Regions from separate parts of the Homo sapiens genome. Here region 1 is linked to region 2. A link is a loop called in an ENCODE intact Hi-C map of the cell type or tissue named here. Cell type or tissue: K562. All regions are shown on one strand. Each heading gives the region's core, and the rest is flanking DNA. Links, peaks and the distances in the headings are about the cores only. Region 1 holds the start of GREB1 (growth regulating estrogen receptor binding 1). Region 2 overlaps GREB1 (growth regulating estrogen receptor binding 1).

Region 1 (8,334 bases), core at 317-8,316, 50 kb before region 2:
TGAAATAGAATCTGCATTTTAATAAGACCCCTAGGTGATTTTTTATTTTATTTTATTTTATTTTATTTTTTTCTGAGACAGAGTCTCACTCTGTTGTCTAGGCTGGATGGAGGACAGGGGCACCATCTTGGCTCACTGCAATCTCAACCTCCTGGGCTCAAACTATTCTCCCACCTCAGCCTCCCTAGTAGCTGGGACTACAGGTGCAAGCCACCACACCCAGCTAATTTTTGCACTTTTTGTAGAGATGGGGTTTCACCAGGTTGCCCAGGCTGGTCTCCAACTCCTGGCCTCAAGTGATCCACCCACTTTGGCCTCCCAAAGTGTTGGGATTACAGGTGTGATCCAGTGCGCCCGGCCCTAGGTGATTCTTATGCACACTAAAGTTGATCTTTGCCAAATAGGAAAAAAAAAAAAAGTAAAATCTATGTTAAAATTTAGGTTAAAAGTTAAGTTACCAGGAGGCTGAGGCAGGGGAATCGCTTGAACCGGGAGGCGGAGGTTGCAGTGAGCTGAGATTGCACCACTGCTCTCCAGCCTGAGGACAGAGCGAGACTCGGTCTCAAAAAAAAAAAAAAAAAAAAATTAAGTTACAATTAAATCCATCATGTTGTTAAAATCATGAAGAGCAAGGGAAAAATAAACATAAAATTCAGGATGTGAGTTAATGGGGGGCAGGGATGGAGGACAAGAAGGGGACTTCAAAGACGATGATGAAGTGCACCTTCACCAGAACCTGCATGTGGTGCATGGTGTTCATCATATCATGAGTCTGTGCAACATACATACCAATATTCTTTTGTATCTACTTAAGTTTAATACACACAATTTTTAAAAAGGGGTTAGAGTGAGGGTTGGCCAATGTGGGAAGGCTGTGTGGGGGAAATAGGATCTGAGGCTGGCCAGGAAGGGTGGGGAAGTTTGGTGTTTGCGGAGCAGACACCGGCTCTCTCTGGCCAGAGAAGCCCTTTGTACAAGGCTGCCCATCCCAGTCCATAACTCCATTAACCCCCCCAAAACTAGCCTAGTGCCAGGGAGAAAGAGTTCCCTAGGTAGGTGGGCCTGTTTGGAGGGTGTGGGCAGGTGCCCTGGCTGCTTCCTGAGTGGCCTCAGGCCCTGTACTGGAGGTCAGCTCAGTCAGTGTCACCCAGGCCTGGGGATATTTGCTTCTATTTAGCTCCCAGTAGGTTCCCAGTTTACTGTGGGAGTGTAGTTGCTTGACGCATACAAGCAGATGTTGAGCTAGAGCCTAGGCTGCCAAGGAGCTGGTTTAGTTCAGACCACTAATTGTATAGAGGTTAAGTGACTTGCCTGCTGGAGATAGGCAGAGCCAGGTTGGTGCGACTCCAGCATTTGGTTCCTTTCATCTGTTCCACGTTGTGCAGCCTACAGAGAGATTCAAGCTTGACGGAATTTCATGATTATAATTTACCCCAAAAAAGCTGTTTATAAAAAATGCATGTGATCATTTGTAAAAAATTTAGAAAATACAGATGATTAGAAACAAGAAAAAAAAATTGCGTATAATTCTTGCTTTTATTTTATTTTTAAACATTTAATTAATTAATTAATTATTATTATTATTTTGAGATAGAGTCTTGCTCTGTCATCCAGGCTGGAGTACAGTGGCACCATCTTGGCTCACTGCAACCTTGGCATCTCGGGTTCAAGCGATTCTCCTGCATCAGCCTCCCAAGTAGCTGGGATTATAGGCACCTGCCACCATGACCAGCTAATTTTTGTATTTTTAGTAGGGACAGGGTTTCGCCCTGTTGGCCGGGCTGGTCTTGATCTCCTGACCTGAAGTGATCCACCCGTCTCGGCCTCCCAAAGTGCTGGGATTACCGCATGAACCACCGCACCTCGCCTAATTCTTGTTTTAAAATACCCACTGTTAACATTTTAGTGTATTTCCTCCCAGTCTTTTTTCTATGCATTTAAGAAAATTACAATTAGATTAGGTGTTAAAGATGTGAATGATACCGCTTTCTCTCTTTATATATACTTTTCTCTGCTTTCTACTATTGTTTCGTACTTTCTGTCATTTGAATATGCCATATTAAATATGTTGAAATTATCTTTGCTAAGGAGTCAACATTAGCAAGAATAAAGTGGGAAATGTTCATTTATTCCTGAAGAGTTTAGCAAAGATCATATATTCGAGTCATTAATTCTTGCTTCTTAACTGCTTGAAAATCAACCCGCGTATAGGAGCCCTTCATCAGTCAACACTCTCATGGCACTTATTTCTGGTAGGGGCCGGGAAACAGATGGGAAAGACAACTTCCTAGGAGCTCTGGTCTTGGAGCGAGGGAGGTTCATGAAAATTATACCTATGTTCAATTGTGGCCAATAAAATAAAGAAAATCAAGTGTGAATGGTTTCCTTGATCAGGGCTTGCTTCTGAAGGGCAGAGCTGATAACGTCCTCACTTTGAGCAAAAGCCACAAAGTAGTTATCTTTCCTTACGCCTTTAGTTTTTGTTTAAAGGTTCATTACGAACTTTAGCAGTGAAAAAAAGTGTGGCAACTGGGTCATTCTGACCTAGAAGCAACCAAAATACTTCTGATTGCCGCAGCAGACAATGATGAATCATACCTAAACAAGTTTGCTGCCTTTTCATTTCTGTGGGTCGTAATCAGACTCATTGTTTTGTAGCCAGTGAGACATTTGCAGCAGCATGTTTGGGTCTGTGGGAGGAGGGAGGCTTGCAGATCTTCCCAGCGATGTGTGTGCTTGTCCCCACTAGCGCAGTGGAAACAGTGTTCTTGTTATCCAGGTTTAAGCCCTGTTAGGGATATGGCTTGTCCATTGTCATCGTGATGATACTGCTTAAAGATATCCTTTGTTGAGCACCTGCCATATGGCAGACGGTGTAAAAGGTGCTTTACGGTCCTGGTGTCATGGAAAGCCTTCCAACAACCTTATGATAGAGGTATTATTATCTTCATTTTGCCAAGAAAACTGAGGCTCTGGGAAGTTAAGTCAGTCACATAGCCAGTAGATACCAGGCACCCATAAATGTTTGTTGAGTGAATGAATAAATGAAGGAATGAATGGCAACTCCAAACTAATGGGAGAGAAATGCAAGAAGAGAGAGACTGATCAACATGAGACAAAAAACTTGGTGCTACAAGTTAAGAGGTTTTGCACATCCCAATTATTCATTTTTGCAATTTTTAAGCTCCACTTTCAAATAGAGACGGGGATTGGGATGGGATTTCAATGCAGGCGAATAACACAAGACAGATGGAGGAATATGTTTATGATCAGCAAAGAGATCACTCATCTTGAAAAAAACAGATAAATGGGAAAACACTGAAGTGCCAGCCACAGTACTAAATACTCTACTACATTATCTCATTTAATCCTCACAAAGTCAGCTTTGAAGTCAGCACTGTTATCTCTGTTTATGGCTGAGGAAACTGGAGCTCAGGGAGTGAGGGAGGCTGTCCAAGGTCACACAGCTCCGGTGGGTGAGGGGGCAGGGACTGGACCCAGGCACACCCAGCTCCACAGCGTCCCTGAGACTCTGTAAACAGAAGCCGGGAACAACAATTTCATTATTTATGCTTGAATTTAATTTTGTGTTTGATGGAGGAAAAAATGGATGATACACAGATTGCTACCAACAAAACCCAACAATTGGTTCTTTGAGATTCTAGCTTAGTGCAGGGAGAAAGGCAAGCCGGTGATGAACGTTTTGGGGTAGCCAGAAACAATGAACTAGGGGTGACTGGTGTGAAATTCAGTTGTGTGGACCATATTTTCTAAACTAGAATCTGCACACCATGCTCTCCCGCCATGTTCTCCCCTAGGAGAAAATTGTAGCTTGCAGGCAGAAATGTAAACACATAATCAATTCTACTATAACTTGATATATGTGTTCCTAAAAATTATTGCACCATGCAAGATTGGGCAATAAAAACCGCAGGGTTTATGACGAATACAGGCTTAGGGCAACAGCTCTCAAAAACTTCATCAATGACACATTTTTTAAAAAGATAAAAACCTAATAAAAAGGGCAGCACCGTTTTACACATGCTAAATGGTTAAGAGATACATAAATACTGCAGTAGAGATGGGATTTTACCTCAAAGTGCAAAGGTAAATGAAATAAAGTTTTTTCAATGGAAGGCTTGCAGCTCTTGAGGACCTGCCAAATGGAAGAAGGACAGAGACCTGGAGCCCTATGGAAAGTTCTGACACCATGTGTGGAAGGACATGGCTTTTAACACGTGTGGTGACTGGAGGTAGGTGGTAGGTGCTTGAGGCTGGTGTGTGTGCGCCTTTTGTATATTCTCAAGCAGCTGGGGTCAGTTGGGCACCATTTTTCTGAACTTACTTTTGTGTTTCTTGCAGAGGAAATCACCAGGCACACACAAAACCCACAAGGTATTCAAATTGTTCTGTAATATGTCAATCTGTCCGTACAAATTTGCAGTTTCAAAACAAGCGTTATAGCTGAACTGACTGTATGTGGGAACATCACTGCAACTCTTGCTGACCCTGTGTGCTGAAGTGGGGAGCGTGCGGCTTTCATACCCCCAGCCTTTCTGCACAGCTCTTCAGTTTACCTGGGGGCCCCTCAGCAGTAAAGCCAGATCAACAGGCTCACCCGTGAGAGCTCCTCTTGTGTGATTGTTGAGTGGCTCAGTGATTGGGTTGGTTGGGAAACAGAGTGTGGCCCTCAGTCTTCCTGAGGATGGTAATTAGAGGGGGATGTGTGCTTCTTCTTCACATATACCTGGTTGTTCTCTGATTGCTTTGGTGTCTTTTCTTCTGTTTCTTCTCCTGGATGTTGTTTTCATGTTTCCTTCCTTAAGTGCTACATGACCCTTGGATTTTCATGTGTGTTTAAGAGTGAGGCAGAGAAGGTTGACTGGGAGTGTTGTGTCCACAGGGGGCGCTGGTGTCTGGCAGGTGTCACTTTTGGGGTGCTCAGGACAGAATCAGCTGGCATTCTGGAGGCCTCTGAATGCCAGACTGTGCGTTAGCGGCTCTAGTTCTTGTTGGTTGATTCAATTTGTATCAGAAGAGCTTTCGGTATTTTTTGCCTGGGGTGAACGCCTGGCTCCTGGGAGATCTGCATGTGGCCCTGGGGTGGGAGGTAGAGGAGCTACCTGCTCTGTAGACAGGATTTCACAGAAGACCCCTGGTCCCAGCGCTGCTGTGCACTCCTCCCAACACTTGTCTGGCGTATCTGAGTCTCTGCATTTCCTCAGGGCCAGTTGGTCCCCCCAGGTATGCACCCTTCTCCTGTGTCAGCTCCACATTCCCTCTCTAGTCTGGCTTCTGGAAGTTTATGAAACCTGAACCTCTAGTTAGCTAATGGCATCCCTTCCATCTTTTCATCACTGTGGCTTAAAATACCTCACCCCACTTATTTATTTATTTATTTATTTATTTTTAATTCAGTATCTTTTGAAGGTCATCTCAGGAAGGGCCAGGTACCATGTTGAATTAGAAGTTAATTCTCATACCATAATCTAAATGTCTGTTTCCATTAAACAGCATTTTTACAAGGAAAGGACTTTACTCTTCGAGTTTCCAGTGCCTGGCACACAGGATGACACTTAAAAAATAATAATAAATAAATAATAGAGAAATAAGGTGTGTGTTGATTGAAATACATTGATTGAGTTCTTTGGTTACTTCTAGGTCTGAGAGTCTAGGATTCGGTGATTCAAGGGGAGAGGCTGAGGAAAGTCTTTAACTAGATGGGAAGGCTTGGGTCCTTGGGTTTTCACGAGTATAGAAAAAGGTTGCATTAGCCCCACTTACATGATTTGTTTTATCTTCCCCACTTCCTGACCGTGCCCACTAAATCTCTGAAATCTCTGGGCTGTCTACATTTTGCCTGGATATGGATGTCGGAATTGTTCATCTTCTTTCTTCTTGCTGCCCTGAACTCTTTTTTTTTTCCCTGTAAAATGCAAACACTACCTTGTAAATAAACTCTTATCAGATACCTTCTATTTCCTAGGCACTGTGATTGGCCAAGGGCGTACATCTGCATGTTCTCTGCTCTCCTGGGGATCCCAGGCAGCAGGGGAGAGAGGGAAGCACACAGATTAACCATGGTCCTGGGAGACCACCGCAAGCCTGGAGCATACACAGGAGTGGTGGGGACACAAAGAGAATGCCCAGCTCAGTTTCGGGAGGTCAGAACCACCACACAATTGAAGAGATGCTTGAACTGGGTCTTGAGGGATGAGGCAGCGGGAACACAGCATGTGCAGAGTCGGAGGTGTGACAGGATACGGAGGCACTGCTTGTGCCCCAGGCAGTCAGCAACCAGGCAGTGCCAGCAGCACCAACCCCGCATGATTTGTCCCAGTAAAGCTTTGTCTTCTCTAGTGATCTGGAAACCTCTCAGGGAAACATTTTGTAAAAGCCAAGCCATATTTATTTATTAATGGTGGTTATATAGTTTCTAGAGCATTTTGTTGGATAGGTAGAGACTTTTCTGCTTTTTGAAAGTTATCACTCCTAGCCATTGTGGCCAAAAAGAGAAAAATGCCAAAAAGTGCCAAACTGTGGCTATGATTGTCATGTTTAATGTGGAGAGGATTTGGCCAGGGGTAGAAGAGCATTATGTATAGAATAGAACAAAGAGATTTATGGCAAGAAGAGATACTGGCATTAAGCAAAGAATTGCAGATTTAAACTGAGAAGAGAGCCGCACAGCAGATGGAGTTAACACTGGAGGTGAGCTCTCTCCTCTTTAGGTACCTCATTGCTATTTTCACATCAAAAGCCTATTTTTGACAGTAATTAGAAAGCATAGTGGGTTCAAAGTCATTGCAATTCACACCTAATGAAGGCAAACTTTGCTAATTTTCTCCTCATAATAGTAAGTTACATCAATTTTAAAAGTTAGCAATTTACAGCACAGTTGAAAGAAGCATGTTTTAAAAAACCTTGAATTCTTAGAGGCAAGTACCATAGATATTTTCTTTTTTTTTATTTTTCTTTGAGATGGAGTTTCACTCTTGTCGCCCAGGCTGGAGTGCAGTGTTGGAATTGTGGCTCATTGCAACCTCCTCCTCCTGGGTTCAAGAGATTCTCCTGCCTCATCCTCCCAAGTAACTGAGATTACAGGCACCCGCCACCGCGCCTGGCTGATTTTTGCATTTTTTAGTAGACATGGGGTTTCACCATGTTGGCTAGGCTGGGATTGAACTCCTGACCACAGGTGATTTGCCTGCCTTGGCTTCCCAAAGTCCTGGGATAACAGTCGTGAGCCACCGCGCCGGCCGACATTTTCTTTCAGTCCCTTTTACACATTTAATTTATTTATTCACAGGTGGCAAGCTTCATATTGGTAAGAATTGTTACTATTATCCTGGCATGTATAATATTATATATGTGCCAGGTACCATGCTAAGCACCCTATACATACTAATTATTAAATCCACACAACTCTAAGAAGCAAGTACTTTTCTCCCATTTTTCAGTTGGGGAAACTGAGGCACATAAAGGTTAAGTAACTTGCTCAAGGTCTAATATCCAGTAAGTGAAGATTCAAACCCAAACCTGGCTCCAGAGCCCATCATCTTAAAAACTCTACTGCTTAAACTCTCTTCCCTTCTCTAAAAATATAATAAATAGTATATACTATTTTAACATGTTATAAGTTTATATATTATATAAAAATATAAAAATATTTTATATATTATATATTACATAAATATCATATATTAGATAAATATATGATATTTATATAATATATAATAATATATAAATTTTATATATTTATAAATAAAATATACTATTTTAACATAAAATACATACATGTATTTTAATATATATGATCTCATATATAAGAATTTAAAATTATCCGCAGGATCTACCTATCTTTCTATACAGTAAATGTATCTTGCTGAATGTTGTATCCTAAGTGTGTCTGCATCATTGACAAACTCTTCATGCACATAGCTTTTATGCATTTATTGCAGGCTGTGTTAAGTATGCATTTTTTGCTGGGTATTTTGTTAGTTTCCAGTTTCCCACCGTCACACACGGTGCCCTGAGTGGCAGAAGGCACGGGGCACTCCACGTACAGACCGCGTACAGTGTGCCTCCCCAACGAGTAAAGCCCTGGCACTAGGGATGCTTCAGAGCTGCAGATGCTCGCTCGGGCAGAACCTCCAGCGGGTGCCACCCCTGCCTGGCGATGAAGGTGCAGGGATGGGTGGGGTCTCCACTGCCCTTTCTAGGGAGGCACTGCCCAGCCTGGGAACGAAGAAGCCCACCACACAAGTTCTACCCTTTAGCGCCTGGCAATTTTGGGGACTGAGCCCAGGAACAGCTGGGAACTCTCCTCCCTGA
Region 2 (8,334 bases), core at 23-8,022:
TGACCCTCCTCTTTGCCTTCTATCTGTTTTCAGGACCAGCTTCTGATCACCCCTCACTAAACGCAGCAATGGGTCCGGCTGTTTTCAACGGCAAAGATTCCCCGAAGTGCCAACAACTGGCAAAGAATAACCTGTTGGCCCTGCCGCGACCATCGGCTTTAGGTAGCTCTGCCTGTCCTGGCCGTCCTGGGGATCCTGCTCTTCTTTGGGCCAAGGCCAGAGGGGGCATGGGAGCTGCTGGGCTGGGGCCGCTGAGCCTCCTGGAGTCTGATGTGGCTTCCATGAGAGTCAGGCCAGGACCACAGGTGCCTCCTGAGTCCGTGGGTCTGGGCCCAGGCCCTGGTGCTCTATGAGTGACACTTGGGAGTTACCGTATGTGCCAAGGAGCAGTGAGACACCTGTGGTAATGGCGAGTGACCTGTCCTATGGGCTGCACAGCTGGAGGATGGTAGAATTTTGGAGCAATAGTGGGCAGTGTGTTGTTGGGGAAGAACATGGGCTTCTGAATCAGAAAAATATGAATTCAAAACCTACCGCTGTCTCTTGTTAGTCAGGGGACCTTGGCCAAGTCTCAATAAATGTTTCTTCATCTGGAGATGAGAATTCTGCTCCAAGGGTTGTTAAGAGGGATGAGGTGCTGTATGAAAGGTCAGAGCACATCTGGCAGCTCACTAATCGGTACCGGCTGTTCTCATCCAAATCAGCCTCATTGCTGAGGCTCGTCTGCTCAGGGAAGGCTTCCTGGAGGAGGTGATAACTGAGCTGCAACTTAGAAGCTGGGGAAGCATCATGTAGAGATGGAAAGGGACAAAGGGAGCAAAGAGGGAATGAGGAGGTGAGGATATGGATGAGAGGGGTGAGTGAAGGGGCTGAGCAGACCTCCTGCCAGAGGAGGGTTTGAGGGAGCTGTGAACGGGCGGAGCAACCTGGGGACCTGCTCGTGGACTCCCAGTCCAGTGCTCTCCCCACCATGCTCATCTGGAGCCACATCATAAGCCATTCTCGTCTTTCTTTCCTCCATCATGCACTCAGCTAAATTGGATTTGAAGATCTAAGACATCAAACTGGAGGAGCCCTTAGAAACCATCTAGGCCAGCGCTGTTTTACAGAGGAGGAGACAGAGGTCCAGAGAGGCAAGGCAGGTCTCCATGCTCCCACTCCACTGTGCTGGTGGAGGATCTCCCTGGTGAAAATCTTGTGAATTGTCTAACTCTTCACTGAAGGGGCAAAGGTAGTTTCTGAACAGAATCCGAGGCCTCCCAACCAGCACCTCCATCCTGGAGTCCGAAACCCACAGCAGCCAAGACCCAGGCAGTAGCTGAGTCCCGTCCTCCGCAGCAGCCTAGCCCCAGGCAGCCTCTGCTTTCATCCAGGGACTGCTGCTTCTCTGCCGGTGCTGCATTTGGGGGCAACCCTGTGGCTGCAGAGCTGGACCTCTGGGGATGAGGATGCTGGGGATGCCACGCTGCTGCGGCCTCCCTTCTGGGCTGTCTGTGGACCCCCAGCCTCCACCCTGAACAGCAGGGAGATGAGGGCCTCCTTCAGCCCGGGAACCTGGGAAGGTGGCCTTGGGAAGCCTTCTGTGTGGGACTGACTGTATTTTCCTTGCCATGCTCCGTGGAGGGGTGTGGGAGATGGAGCTCCTCCAAATTGCCTAGGGGAACACGAGCCGTTCCAGAATCTGGCTCCAGCCCACCTGCCGAACCTCATTCCCTGCTATTTTGGCTACCCTGGGCAGTTGAGCTCCCCCACCCCCATGGCCCCATCCTCCTGTCTCCATGCTCTGTGCCTGCGTCCCGGCTCTGGGCTGCTCTCTCCACCCGCCTATTAAATCGCCTTTCTGAGGTTAGTTCAGGGGGCACCTGCTCTGTGCAGGAGGGCCCCCTGTGAGCTCACGGGGCTCCCAGCCGTCCCAGGCTCAGTCCCGCAGCCACATGTGGCCATCGGGGCCTCGGCGCTGTGCAGTTCCCGAGGGCAGCGCCTTGGTCATGTGCATCTTGGAGCCGCTGGTACCAGCTGCTGGGGAGCTCCGCCAGAGGGCATGACGCTGGCTGGGTTGAGTTGCGTTGAGCACAGCTGAAGTGTCGGAGTTCCTGGGCCTTCTCCTCTGCTCTGGGGAGAGAGCTCAAAATCAATTTTTAAGAAACTGCGTCTAATACCACATGGAGTTTACTGAAGCCTAGAGTCCTGTCACTCACTGGTTCGCAATGGAGAAGTGCTGCCCCCTGGGGGCGGGGGTAGGAAATGTTCTGGTAAAGGATGGATTTGTTGTCCCAGGCCCAGGGTCTTACTGGCATTTGGTGCTGGGACAGAGCGGGCAGGATGCACAATGTCCCGCACCAAACAGGCTACATAATGAGTCATCTCCAAAAAATGCCAAATAGTACCTCCCCAAGAGACATTTTGAGAAATAGTTGATCCACATTGGTACCATGGGAGCAGTTCCTGGTGACATCATTTGGGAAGAGCTCACGGGCTTAGGGTCTATTTAGAACTATTTATAGGGTTATCTTCCCAAAGTGAGAAAACATCTGCGTCTCTTCAATCCTTACTGAGATCCAATTCCAAGCCCTGTCCCCTTTGGTCGTTCAGTAGAGCTTTTAGAGGAGCTGGCTGCTTAGCCTCTGTGGGGGGTCTCCCATCGCAATTGGGGACAGATGTTTGCAGAGTCTAAGGCCTCATCCCTGCAAACAGGAAGGAGGAAAGCAGCAGCTGCGTCAGTGGTTGTTGGGAGGGCCAAAGGAGCCCACGGCTTTGAAAGCTCTTTGTAAACAAAGTACTTTATGCTTTTAACTTTTTGTTTACTTTCAGTCAGTCAAATGAAGTGATAATTTTTTTTTTGTTTACTCTTGAGAGACTCTAAAGCAATGATTCTCACCCTGCAGCGTGCTTAAAAATTACCAGGCTGGTCGGGTGCATTGGCTCACACCTATAATCTCGGCACTTTGGGAGGCTGAGCAGGCGGATCACCTGAGGTCAGGAGTTTGAGACCAGCCTGACCAACACGGTGAAACCCTGTCTCTACTAAAAATACAAAAATTGGCCGGGTGTGGTGGTGCGCGCTTGTAATCCCAGCTACTCGGGAGACTGAGGCAGGAGAATCGCTTGAACTCAGGAGGCAGAGGTTGCAGTGAGCTGAGGCCGCGCCACTGCACTCCAGCCTGGGCAACAAGAGCGAGACTCTGTCTCGAAAAAAAAAATCACCAGGCTGGCTTACAAAGGATGGTGTTTTTTTACTGTCGTTTCCAGAGATGTGATTCTGGAGGTCAAGGCAGGGCCCAGGGACACACAGGTTTAATAGGCCCATGGGGGTTCTGTGCAGTGCCTCGGGTCACACCTGGAGAACCGTTGCTCTGATTGGTATTTCTCCACCCGGGCTGTGCGTTAGAATCAAGAAGAAGCGTTGAGATATTGGGATGCCTGGGTCCTGCTCCCATGCTGGGCTTCTGGTTTACTTGGGATGAGATTGCATCCAGACAGAGTTTTAAAAGTTTCCCGGTTGAGTTTAATGTACAGTTGAAGTTGAGACATGAATCTCTGCATGTAGGGGAAATTTTGTGTCTGGTTAGTCAAGAAACTATGGAAACCAATTCTTGATATTTTGAACCATTCACGAAGATAGTTTGAGTCATGAGCATGCTGTTGTCTAGAGTGGGCGGGGATGACTCATTGGAGTGGATGCGCTGCTCTGTACTTGATTTTTTTGAGTCTGAAATTAGCTTTCCAGGCTGGGGCAGGGAGGGGAGCACAGGTGGATCAGTACTGCCCCCAAGCGGTGGAGCTGTGGTGGTGGATCAAATACTGCTGCCGCCTGTCTGCACAAACATATTTCTCTCTTCCAGCCCTTCAGAAGTGTATTGGAATATGTCGATAACAATAATGATGGTAGTGAAGATGATGATGATGTGGGTAATTCTGGCTACCTTATTGGGTCCAAGCTCCCCACAATTCGTTGCACAAAGCACTCTACATACATTCTCTTTAGTCCTGATCAAACCACCTTTCAGAGTAGGATTTAGTGTCCTATTTTAAAGATGAAGGAGCTCGGGCTCAGAGAGAGATCGTTTAGACACACACACAACTTTGGAATGAAACATTTACAGCCGGGCGCGGTGGCGCGTGCCTGTAGTCCCAGCTACTTGGGAGGCTGAGGCTGGAGGATCGCTTGAGTCCAGGAGTTCTGGGCTGTAGTGCGCTATGCCGATCGGGTGTCCGCACTAAGTTTGGCATCAATATGGTGACCTCCCGGGAGTGGAGGACCACCAGGTTGCCTAAGGAGGGGTGAACCGGTCCAGGTCGGAATGAAACATTTACAAAAATTGACATTTCCTTATGCATAGATATTTCACTAGGTCCTTAAAACCCACGTGAATCTGTGATTAGAAAAAAAAAAACAAAACAAAACAGATCATTGTTCTCCAAACCAAGGGTAAATTTTATTGGAGCCCTGTCCTGGTGATAGCCTAATCCACACTCTGAATATTGTCTAGGTATCTTGTCAAACTCCGGGCCCCCCAAAAAACGCCACAAAGGGTGGTCTCCAGAATCTCCATCAGCTCCAGATGGTGGCTGCCCCCAAGGTGGTGGGAACAGAGCTAAGTATGGTAAGTGATGGCAGCCTTGCCCAGAATTCCAGACTTGGGTACTGGTGGTAGTGCTGCTGCCAGTTGTGTGTATGTGTGCGTGTGTGCGTGCGCACGAGTGTGAATGTGCGTGTGTACTGATGAGGGAGTTCTAAGGAGGCAGAGTTTGGTGTGACAAAAGACCTCTTTCTCACATGTTAAAATTGCTTTGCAAGGTCTAGGATCCGTGTATGATAGTGAGTTCTCTGATCCTTGAGAAATTTTAAAAGGGGCTATTTATGACTTGGCAGGGATATCGAAGAGGAGACTGAACTACTGGGGGAAGGATGGGCGGAATGAACTTAAAGGTGCCGTTGACCTTAGGAATCTGTGACTCTAAGAGTTTGGTGCTCCTGTAATCAGGGACGTTGGTCAGAGGGTAGCAGATTTGCTGGCTGGCCTGATGTCAGGTATGTGAGAGGTGGATGCCTTGTCTGATGTTTTCACTAATATTCTTGGGTGTTCCTAGAGAGCGCAGGCATGTCCTGCGTGCCGCAGGTTGGCTTGGTGGGACCAGCTTCAGTCACCTTTCCAGTGGTGGCCTCTGGAGAACCAGTGTCTGTTCCTGACAACTTGCTGAAAATATGCAAGGCCAAGCCAGTGATATTTAAAGGCAAGTACAGCAGTGCACCGAGTCGTGGGGATGGGAGAACCTAAAGGAAGGCATGAGAAACAGGCAAAAGCGAGACCTCATCCCGGTCTGACTCCAAGGGTATCCTCCTGAGACAAACCTAAAATGCTTTCCAGGGCAAGGAAAGAACAAGGCAGAGCCAGTCACTAGCTCAGCCCCTGATCAGATGCCAAGAATGATGGAGCTTGTCACAACTTTCCACAGTGGGTCCAGGTGAAATGATTCCCTGCCATGAAGTCTATTTGCCTGTTCACTCATTCTTTCCTTCGTTTGCTCAGCTTCATTGAGCTTCTGCCGTGGTCCCAGACCCGGTGCTGAGTGCCGAAGATTAGGAAAAAACAAATCACTCCCTGGCTGCAGGAGCTCCGCTCTGGTGGGTTGTCTCCTGTTATCACCCACGCCACTAGTATTTTTTGACTATGAAATCTACTTTGGTTGGGCAAAGATAGCCGTGGTCACCACTGTAGAAGCATCAAACAAAATTAGATTTGATCTGTTTTGTGCAGTGGGCTAACGTACGCTACGTGGGGGTAGACTTTTGGCTCAGCTGAAGAAATCTCTTTGATGAAGCTGGGGATGTTGCAATGGGAAACCCTGGGGGGATTCAGCAGGGCTTGGCTGGTGATATGTAGGCACCAGAATGGCTGGCACATGGCAACACACACATACATACACGCGTGGGCACGGCACACACACACCGTGCACGCAGGCCCCTCTTAAATACGTTATTATTGCATTTGGTATCATGCTTGTAGATAGAGTAGAGAGGATTGTAGGAAAGTGAGAGAAGCACCCTACTGTTAATTAAGAAATAAGAAAGAGCATGTCTTTTTCCTAAAACACAAAAACTGGACGGGGTATTCAGGAAGTAGAGTGCAACTCTGAGTTTCGACCTTAGCATGACGCAGGACCAATGACCGAGGCAGTTCCACTGGGCCCCACTGTCTACCTCAAATGAAGACCAACATTCTTTCAGTCATGTTGTGTGTGTTTTTTTACGTGGCCATGGCGTGTCTGTGGTAGGCCCGAAGACCACGGTGCTCAGGAAACAGAGCTAGGACAGGGTGCAGGGCTTGGAGGTGCAGGCAGGGCGTCACCTGCTTCTGCTTTGAGCCAGGAACCTCGGAAAAGAAAGCCCAGCAAGTCTACGTCTCACACGAGCAATCTCAGAATAGAGACTGTCCTCTCGGTTCTCAGGCGTGCTCTGCTCCCTCCGCTGCCTCTCTGTTTACACTGCACCCCTCGCTGTAAAGCCCTCGTCTCCCGGACTCCTGCTCCCCACAGCCATATGTCCAAGCCCTCCTGAGGCCTTAAGACTCAGCTCTGTGCCTTCTCCATGAAGTTGTCTTAGATTCCCTTTCCTCTGCCCCCCTTGTCACTTCTCTGTCCCTCTTTTATGACAAATGTCACATACTTGCCTTTATAGCAACTCTTTACCTTGCCTCTTGCCCACTGCAGTATTTGTAAATGGTGCTACCCAAATGGTAGCCCTTGGTCCGGCAGAACCTGCATCGCCCCGGAGCTTATGAGAGGCGTGAATTCATGGACCCATCCTGGAATCAGAATCAGGCCCCACTTCTGCATCAGAAGCCCTGGGTGGCACCAGCAAGTGTTTGGCAAGCCCTTGAGAAGCAGTGTCTTTGAGAACGTGACCTGTGCCCCAGGCACCAGCTTTACTCCCCGAGCCCAGCAGGACATCTGCATATAACACACAGCCGAAGTCAGAAAATATATTTTTGGTGACTAAATGGAGTACCTGGAGTACAAGATAACACACACACACACACACACACACACACACACACACACACACACACACGCCACCTTTGGGAGCTCAGCAGCCCCGAGAGGATTTGATAGCTTCACCGCTTCACCTGGTTTTACAAATGCGGAGACTGAGGTTTAGGGCAGTTAAGCTTCTTGCTTAGCATCATGTAGGTAAAGAATGGTGGAAAGATATTTGAACCCGACCTGGGCAATTCCACCTCTGAGGGCTGTCCTCAGAATGAATCTTCTGATGGGCTGGGCACGGTGGCTCACGCCTGTAATCCCAGAACTTTGAGAGGCCGAGGCGGGTAGATCACTTTAGGTCAGAAGTTCAAGATCAGCCTGGGCAACATGGTGAAACCTTGTCTCTACTAAAAATACAAAAATTGGCCGGGTGTGGTGGTGATGCGCACCTGTCATCCCAGCTACTCGGGAGGCTGAGGTGGGAGAATCACTTGAACTTGGGAGGCAGAGGTTGTGGTGAGCCGAGATCACGCCACTGCACTCCAGCCCGGGGACAGAGCAAGACACTGTCTCAAAAAAAAAAAAAGAATGACTCAGTCTTCTGGTCTCTGTGGTGATATATTGTCCCAACTCACCTTGCCAGACAGCCCTGGGAGAATGCAGGGCAGAATCCTCCCTGCTTGGAGTCAGGGAGGCAAGACCTGGCAGGCAGCACCCAGTGAAGCTCTGGAAGGTGCTCTGCCCACAAGGTGTCCCATTGGTGGTGCTGGAGGAGTGACAGGTGGCGGCTGCTTGGCTCTGGGCAAGTCCCTCCCTCCAGCCCCCTCACTTGTAAAAAATAAGAGGATTGGACGAAATGAACCAGCAAGTGGCACAGCCCCATTGGTTAGAAAAGGTGACTCCTCTCATCCTAGGCTCCAGGAGGGTGAGCAGGTGCACTCAATGAGCAAGGCTTCCCAGGACAGGGCACTCGAGGGACCTGGCGCAGCTCACCTATCTCCTTCAGTGCCCTCACCCCCAGAGAACCCACATGTATGGGACCGTAAGCTGTGCACAAGACTGGGTGCCAAGTCGCTGCTGTTCCTCTGCAGGCCATGGGAACTTCCCTTACCTCTGTGGGAACCTGAATGACGTCGTGGTCAGCCCCCTCTTGTACACGTGCTACCAGAATTCCCAGTCTGTCTCACGGGCATACGAGCAGTACGGCGCCTCTGCCATCCAGCCCATCTCCGAGGAGATGCAGCTCCTGCTTACCGTCTACTACCTGGTCCAGCTGGGTGAGTCACCTCCACCTCCTGGCCCAGTGGCAGGGAGTGGCCACAGCCCGAGCACAGACCTGGCCTCGGCCCT

Evidence for each region. Hi-C counts contacts between places; a loop is a spot of excess contacts. Peaks named below come from ENCODE experiments on the same cell type or tissue, not always from the same donor. Only the 100,000 strongest peaks of a DNase experiment are listed, where the experiment ranks them.
Region 1: a loop joins it to region 2, with 5 times the contacts of the local background. A loop is called at or near these places in 7 of 110 quality-filtered maps.

The regions. Positions count from the first base shown.
Region 1 is chr2:11,530,002-11,538,335 of GRCh38, forward strand. It overlaps GREB1 (growth regulating estrogen receptor binding 1), which reads left to right and starts at 4,044. Exons shown (of 33, transcript NM_014668.4): 1 at 4,044-4,253. RefSeq lists an enhancer at 8,138-8,334. In K562, for the core only: a CTCF peak has its summit at 4,900; no DNase peak of the experiment used is centred there; H3K27me3 peaks cover 4,778 bases.
Region 2 is chr2:11,580,671-11,589,004 of GRCh38, forward strand. GREB1 (growth regulating estrogen receptor binding 1) reads left to right here. Exons shown (of 33, transcript NM_014668.4): 7 at 34-162; 8 at 4,491-4,604; 9 at 5,092-5,235; 10 at 8,076-8,261. It also overlaps the pseudogene RN7SL674P. Among named protein-coding and RNA genes, the nearest start is that of MIR4429, 44 kb to the left of the region's middle. RefSeq lists an enhancer at 2,073-2,367 and a silencer at 3,746-3,835. In K562, for the core only: CTCF peaks have their summits at 2,226 (motif pointing left) and 3,767 (motif pointing left); DNase peaks (open chromatin) are centred at 2,221 and 3,741; H3K27me3 peaks cover 6,604 bases.